2 separate regions of the Homo sapiens genome follow, and region 1 is linked to region 2. A link is a contact called in ENCODE Hi-C or POLR2A ChIA-PET data. All regions are on one chromosome and are shown on one strand. Each heading gives the region's core, a stretch centred on a gene start or an enhancer-like site at or near the end of the contact. The rest is flanking DNA. Distances are from core to core; before and after follow the strand shown.

What was found. Hi-C counts contacts between places; a loop is a spot of excess contacts on that map. ChIA-PET counts read pairs that join two places held with the same protein, here RNA polymerase II (POLR2A). Pooled maps may share reads with other maps.
Region 1: a loop to region 2 is called in a map of endothelial cell of umbilical vein, with 3 times the contacts of the local background. The contact joins two enhancer-like sites. A Hi-C loop is called at or near these places in 2 of 168 maps with a recorded cell type or tissue (endothelial cell of umbilical vein and vagina), 1 of 37 single-sample maps with no recorded cell type and 11 of 50 pooled maps. POLR2A ChIA-PET finds 5 or more read pairs at or near these places in 2 of 52 experiments (AG04450 and activated CD4-positive, alpha-beta T cell).

Annotation. Positions count from the first base shown.
Region 1 is chr11:72,412,871-72,416,352 of GRCh38, reverse strand. All of the region lies in intron 2 of CLPB (ClpB family mitochondrial disaggregase), which reads left to right. Among named protein-coding and RNA genes, the nearest start is that of CLPB, 20 kb to the left of the region's middle. RefSeq lists enhancers at 2,078-2,187, 2,238-2,287. Within about 2 kb of position 1,997, at least 9 of the 41 ENCODE cell types and tissues checked have a DNase peak (open chromatin) inside an H3K27ac peak, as active enhancers do.
Region 2 is chr11:72,142,205-72,145,942 of GRCh38, reverse strand. No RefSeq gene overlaps it. Among named protein-coding and RNA genes, the nearest start is that of FOLR3, 8.3 kb to the right of the region's middle. RefSeq lists a silencer at 3,287-3,487. Within about 2 kb of position 1,787, at least 5 of the 41 ENCODE cell types and tissues checked have a DNase peak (open chromatin) inside an H3K27ac peak, as active enhancers do.

The DNA of each region.
Region 1 (3,482 bases), core at 748-3,247, 270 kb before region 2:
AACTTGCGGTCTGGTAAGAGAATTGTAGTTAGTACAGGTGAAAAGTTAGGGCTTCACAGGCAAGGTGGCCTTTAGTTTGGGTCTGGAGATAGGTCGTATTTGTATACAAGGAGCTTTGCAGAAAGACTTTCTGGGCAGTTGGAGTAATGTAAGTAAAGACAATTTGTAATTAGTAGTAGAAAACAGTTTTATCTTCTGATGAGCTCTGAAGCAATAGTGTGAAAGCACCTGGCATAGCACTTGGCACATGATGGGCTGTCATTATGTGTTAGCTCCCTTTGCAACTCCCCTCACTTGGTCCCAGCTCTGTCTTCTAGGACTACATGGCTTCCTTTTCCTGTTCCAGATTTTTAACTCTTAGGAGACAGAGCTCCAAGCTATATGAGCCTTGGTTCCCTAAACTGTGGTTTCAAGTCTCCTCCTCATCCTAGTCATTTTAAAATGAAACAGCTAGAAAGTTTTGGTGCCCTCTCTGAATTCCAGTGTGGCATGACCATTATTGTGAGGAGCAGGGCAACCATCCCCTTTGTTAAAGATTTTATACTTCTATTAATATGGCCCGACCTTGCATTGGCTTTCTTGGCAGCTGCGTTACACTCCTAGGTTCTGTTAAGCTTGTAATCGGCCCAGCCTTCTGAGATCCATGACTTCTTCTGTCCTGTAACCCTTTGATTGGATTTGTTTGCAGAGCTTGTTTTAACCTAAAGGTAAGGACACTTTAAGGCTTTGTATTTGCTTGTGAATTTGTAATATTTGAAATGTGAATATGTACTATGTGAAAGTAGTGGTGGTGGTATGGAGACTACCAGAAAGAAGAAAGGATAGGCTTGGAATGTTCTCAGCATGCGACTAGAAGGAACTAGAACTTCCAAGAGAGAAGGTTCTAGGAAGCTTCAGGACTAAACAGAAAGTATCTTCACCCCTCAAGTAAACTCCTTTCCACTTGAGGCTTTTCCTTATTTTCTGTCAGCTGATTGGTCCCATCAGACAACTATGGTGTGCTGACGCATGCTAAATCTGGGAAAGAAGGGAAGAATTGGGCATATGAGCCCTGGAAGGCAGTGTGGCTCCATAGAGCTTGGGCTTCATCCCCGGCTGCTACTTATTGGCCTTGTAATCTTTCTTTTTCTTTTTTTTTGAGACGGAGTCTCACTCTGTCGCCAGGCTGGAGTGCAGTGGTGCGATCTTGGCTTACTGCAACCCACGCCTCCCGGGTTCAAGTGATTCTCCTGCCTCAGCCTCCTGAGTAGCTGGGATTACAGGTGCCTGCCACCATGCCTGGCTAATTTTTGTATTTTTAGTAGAGATAGGGTTTCACCATGTTGGTCAGGCTGGTCTTCAACCTCTGACCTTGTGATCCACCCACCTCGGCCTCTCAAAGTACTGGGATTACAGGCGTGAACCACCGTTCCCAGCCTGGCCTTGTAATCTTAATCAGTCATTTACCCTCTGTAAGACTTGGGCTTCTTTCAGAGGATCAAATGAGATCATAAATGTCAAGTATCTGTTGCGTAGTAGGCAGCTCAAGAAATGTGAGCTCTTTTGAACTCCATCATTCAAGAGCTTTGCAAGGCGGTGAGTTGTGCTCCCTGAGCCTGTGTAAACATCTCTGAGCACCTGTGATACTTAGTGCACTTATTTGTGCGCTTGTTTCATTTTCCCTCCTCCAGCTCAGAATAAGAGCTCCTTGTAGGCAAGATTCATGTCTGATTGACTTCGGTGTCTGTCAATGCCCAACACAGAGGCTAGCTTGGAGATGTTACTTCAGTTTTGTTGAGTGAGTGAAGGCCACACCTTTGCCCGAGGAGGCCAGGTTTTATGGTTGGCTTTTCATTGTCTCTTCTTTACTGGAAATTTTGTGAGATTCCTGAACTTCACAGAAGGTGGCTCAAGTACCAACACTGTTTCACTGTTTGAGAAATTTGAACCACTTTTGTGTCTCACTGCTGTAGTGTGACAGGTTTCCTGGCAGCCAGCCAGGAGGCCTGCTGTGGGGCCAGTAGGTGGCGCCTATGACCCTTTCCCACACCTCAGGTCCTGCACAGGCCTTTCCTTCTCACCACCACAGCTGCTGACTCTCTGGGAAATGCATATATTAATAGCTCTGGGCAGGGGTACCCAGATGAAGGTGCTTTGGGCCACTCCCTCCTGTTTATGGCCTTGTATTGTTGGACTTCCGTGTTTTATTCAGTCTCAGCCTTGGCACACACTGCCTGGGGAAGCAAAGATGTTTGCTATAGAGGATCCCAGAAGGTCACTCTGGGAATCTGTGCTTCTGGCCCATCCTTTCTGGCACACTCTGCCTCTAGGAAGTCATCCCTGTGGCTCTCTTGCTCTGACCTGTACTCTCATGGCACCTTCCTCTAGGGTCCTTGCTTGTATTTTAGCTGTTTGCCCAGTGTGTAGCTGTCCAGTGAATGCTTTGAAGGCAAGGATACCACAGAATTCATCACAGTACCCTGAGTGCCCTGCTCAGAGTCCTGTAATAACCAGTCCTCAGGAAGAGTTTATGGAACGAATGGATGCATAATAAGTAGTACCTCAAAAATTGTTATCCACATTGAAGGGTATTCTACAAACAAACTAGCCTTACTCTGCAAAAAATGTCAATATCATGAAAATCAAAGAAAGGTTGAAGAACTATCCTAGATGAAATTGAAACATATGCAGTGTTTGGTCCTGATATTGATCCTGGCTTTCATCTGGATCACAGGGGGAGATTGCTATAATGAATATTGGGATAATTGAAGAAATTTGAATGTGGGCTGTATATCAGATAAAAATAGTATATCAATGTTAAATGTTCTGAATTTTATCATCATTAGTTAGTGGTTCTGTAAGAGAATGCTCTGGTACTAGGTACGAGATGCATGTACCAATGTATCTGGTATATGCTCGATGAAGTATTTGGAGGTAAAGGGGCATAGTATCTGAAATTAGTTCTCACATGGTCCAGCAAAAAAAAATAGAAAAGGAATAGAAAAGCAAATGAAACAAAATGTAAACAGGATATGAGTGAAGGCTATTTATTTATTTGTTTTTTTGTCTTTGTTTTTTTTTTTCGAGACGGATTTTCGCTTTGGTTGCCCAGGCTGGAGTGCAATAGCACGATCTCGGCTCACTGCAGCCTCCGCCTCCAGGGTTCAAGCGATTCTCCTGCCTCAGCCTCCCGAGTAGCTGGGATTACAGGCATGTGCCACCATGCCCGGCTAATTTTGTATTTTTTAGTAGAGACGGGGTTTCTCCATGTTGGTCAGGCTGGTCTCGAACTCCCGACCTCAGGTGACTCGCCTGCCTTGGCCTCCCAAAGTGCTGGGATTACAGGCCTGAGCCACCGCACCTGGCATGAAGGCTGTTTGAAGGGGTGTGTGTGTGTGTGTGTGATTTTTGTAACTGTTCTATAAGTTTGAAATTATTTCAAAATAAAAAGTTAAAAAATAATCTGAGCACTTTAATGTGGGCCAAGTTTCTGTAAGAGAGAT
Region 2 (3,738 bases), core at 538-3,037:
GTTTCGCCATGTTGGCCAAGCTGGTCTTGAACTCCTGACCTCAAATGATCTGCCCACCTCCCAAAGTGCTGGGATTACAGGCTTGAGCCCCCATGCCTGTCCCATATTATAAGTAATTTAAATGTTATGAAGAAAAGTTTGATGGAGACTATAATTATAACAAAAACTTCAATAGCACCTTTTTTTTTTTTTTTTTTTTTTGAGATGGAGTCTCACTCTCACCCAGGCTGGAGTGCAGTGGCGTGATCTCGGTTCACTGCAATCTCCGCCTAGCAGGTTCAAGCGATTCTCCTGCCTCAGCCTCCCAAGTAGCTGGGATTACAGGTGTCGCCACCACACCCAGCTAATTTTTTGTATTTTTCAGTAGAGACGGGGTTTCACCATGTTGGCCAAGCTGGTCACAAACTCCTGACCTCAGATGATCCACCCGCCTCAGCCTCCCAGAGTGTTGGGATTACAGGCATGAGCCGCCACGCCCAGCCTTCAATAGCATCTTGAAAGGAATTTCTGTTTGGTAGAAAGCCAACTGAACAGATCATTGATAGGATCAGTAGTTTTATTTCTTGTAATCATTTAGCTTGTTTGGAAATTCTTTCTGTATGAGTTTTTCTTCTTTTTTTTTTTTTGAGACAGAGTCTTGCTTTATCAGTTTGGAATGCAATTGCGTGATCTAGGCTAACTGCAACCTATGCCTCCCAGGCCCAAGTGATCCTCTTGCCTCAGCCTCCCAAATAGCTGGGATTACAGGCATGTGCCACCATGCCTGGTTAATTTTTGCAGTTTTTGTAGAGATAGGGTTTCACCATGTTGCTCAGGCTGGTCTCAAACTCCTGAGCTCAAGCAATCCTCCCTCCCCAGCCTCCCAAAGTGCTGGGATTATAGGTGTGAGCCACTGTGCCCAACCCTATATGAGTTTCTACTTCACCTGAAGTGTTGATGTAAGTGCAACAGGTGTTATGGGCCACTGCACAGACTCTTCCTTGTTTGGGTAAAAGAAAATCTGAAGCAATTAAATTATCTATTACTACTTGAGCCAGGGAATTCAATTTGTTGGGCTATAAGGCTTTTTGCAGTGTCTTCAGCTACCTGTCCAATAGTGGCAGATAGGTTTGAATATGCTGGTCAAGTTTTGAATTAGACTCCTTCAGTTTTGAATTAGTCTCATTTAAGGAGGTTATCTGAGACTCCCAACTGTGTTTAGAGCTCTCATAATAACACTGAAAAATGGTCTCCCGTGGGAGGATTCCTTGAGTCCAGGAATTTGAGACCAGCATGGTCTATAAAAAATTAAAAATTGAAAATAAAGAAATTAGTGGGGTGTGGTGGTGCATGCCTATAATCCCAGCTACTTGAGAGGCAGAGGTGGGAGGATGATTGAGCCTGGGAGGTCGAGGCTGCAGTGAGCCATGTTCGTGCCACTCCACTCCACTCCCCATGACAGAGTGAGACTCTGTCTCAAAAAAAAAAAAAAAAAAAAGACCTCCCATTGCTTCTGAGAGGTCCTGAACCCTATTGTGCATGCAAATAAACTAATTTAGGCATGTCAGACATTCTGCCAAAAGTTCTCCATTTTGGCCTATAAATCTTTATATTGTTCCAGGTTAGCTTTTTTCCAGGATCCAAAATATTCACAAGACTTTTTCTCATAATTCTGAAACATGCATGTTCCTGATGGCAGCTGGTCTGGGACTGTCTCCTTAGAATCTAGATTCCCCAGAAAAGCATAAGACATTCCTTCGTGTGCCACTAGAGGGCAAGCATCCTCACCAAACCTGATGGGCTGATGCGCCGGATGAGTCAGGCTTAACTGCCCCCAACCTCCCCATCTAGAAACCTGGGACCAACAAAGATGGCACTTGCAGGGTCCGGATGGAGGGGATCAGGGTAAAAAAATGAAGTCCTCGAGATCTCAATTCAAAAGTGAGAGATCTTAGATCGGGGAGAGCTTACCCACCTTCCTCCCAAAGCTGTCAGGGAGACAAATGAGCTGTCAATGGCTCCACCTGGCACCTGTGCATTCACTTAGGCTGGGGGAACCTGGGCTGCTCCATGGATCCTACTCTTGTCTTCAATTATATTGGCTTAAAATCATAAGATCTTTACATTTGGAAAAGAGAGCTTTATTTCTTTTGATGGGTTGCAACCTACAAGCTAGGAATTGAAGGGACAGGGGTTTTACACTAAATCAGTTGGCTAAACATATATATTTAATAAGTTTTAAGAGGATTTATGAATATTCATGAGAGTTGCACACATGTGTACCAATAAAACATGTTAAATATGTCCCATATTCACTTCGGGGTGGAGACATTAAAATGCAGTTGAATTAGGCTCTGTATGTCAAAATGTGAAACACAGGACCCAAAGCACTTTGTGTGCTGCCTCTGTAAACCAGCCAGAACTGGTCCATGGTTGAGAGTCATTGATCAGCCAGGAATGTTTTGTAAGCTGATCAGCTGTCATGTCAAAATCAGGAAAGGGAAGGGAGTCTCGGAATTGGTTGAAATTGAAATCAGTGAAGGAGTCTCCTGTTCTTGGTTTTCAGGGCTGGTTTCTGTTTAGCTCTTGGGAAAGAAGCCTGGTAACGGTTCGTGAGGAAGCAGGTGTGCTGAGGTGTGAGTGACCTATCATCACGGCCAGGAAACTTGGATTTTAAAGTTTTTCCGGGGTCTCTTTGGCCAAGAGGTGTCCATTCAGTTGTTTGGAGGGTTGAGGATTTTATTTGTATTTCCCAGAGGGTTGAGTCCTCTTAAGACCTCAGCAGGTAGAGGCCTCTGGAAACCTCAGGCCTCTTTCCTTCTTTATACCCCAGTGCTGATGGGAGAAGGGCAGGCAGGTGTCTAGGAACGCCTGAACACAGGAGCTCCTCTAGATGGAACTCCTGCCCTGTCATCCGCTGCCCCTGGCTTGGGGGCTGATCATGAACTGAACTTTATGGCCCCTCCACTGCAGGAGTGAGACCTGCTACCTGAGGCAGGCCCCTGGGCCATGAGGGCTTCAGAATAATACCAGCAAATGGAAGGTTGGGTTGGAGGTCAAGTTCAGTTCCTCTGGTAAGTCCTCACCACTTGTGGAGTCTCAGAGCCCTGCTCTGAAGGGTGAGGTGGTGTGCCTATCTGGAGTCTGGGTGCTAGGGCCAGCAGGGAGGGACAGTCAGGCAGTCAGCTTGAACCAGTCCAGAGAGTATCTGCCTGAGCTGGAAGCTTAATACCACAAGGTTAACCATTGGCATTCCTTCTAACCCCAACCCGAAGGCTACCCTAGGACCAGGCAGATAACAGGAAGGTGTTTGGCTCACAGAGGTGGAGACTCTGGGCTTCAGGAAGCAGGAGAGGGGCCTCAGAGTGGGGAGGAGAGAACCCTGAGGTCTTCCCTGAGTGCCAGCCTATCACACATGCAATCTCACCTCACTCATCTTCCCAGCTGCAGAAACTACTGATCTCAGTCCGATTCTAAGCCTGCCTTCTTATACCTAGCAGTTGCAGGAGAGAAGCTCTGTGAGGGGCCCACAGGGCACCGTCCTAAGGAATGCAGATCCAGTGTTTCTTCTTTGGCCTTAACTGCTGCCCATTCCCCACACAACCTCTCTTAGCCACCCTGGAATTCTGCTTGCACTTCTATTACCTCTAAGCCTTTGCACTTGCTGAGACCTGTCCATGGAATGCCATTCCCTGTGCTGTTTTGTGCTTGGCAAACATTACTCCTTTGGAATCCTTCCCTGACCTCTTTGGGCTTCAG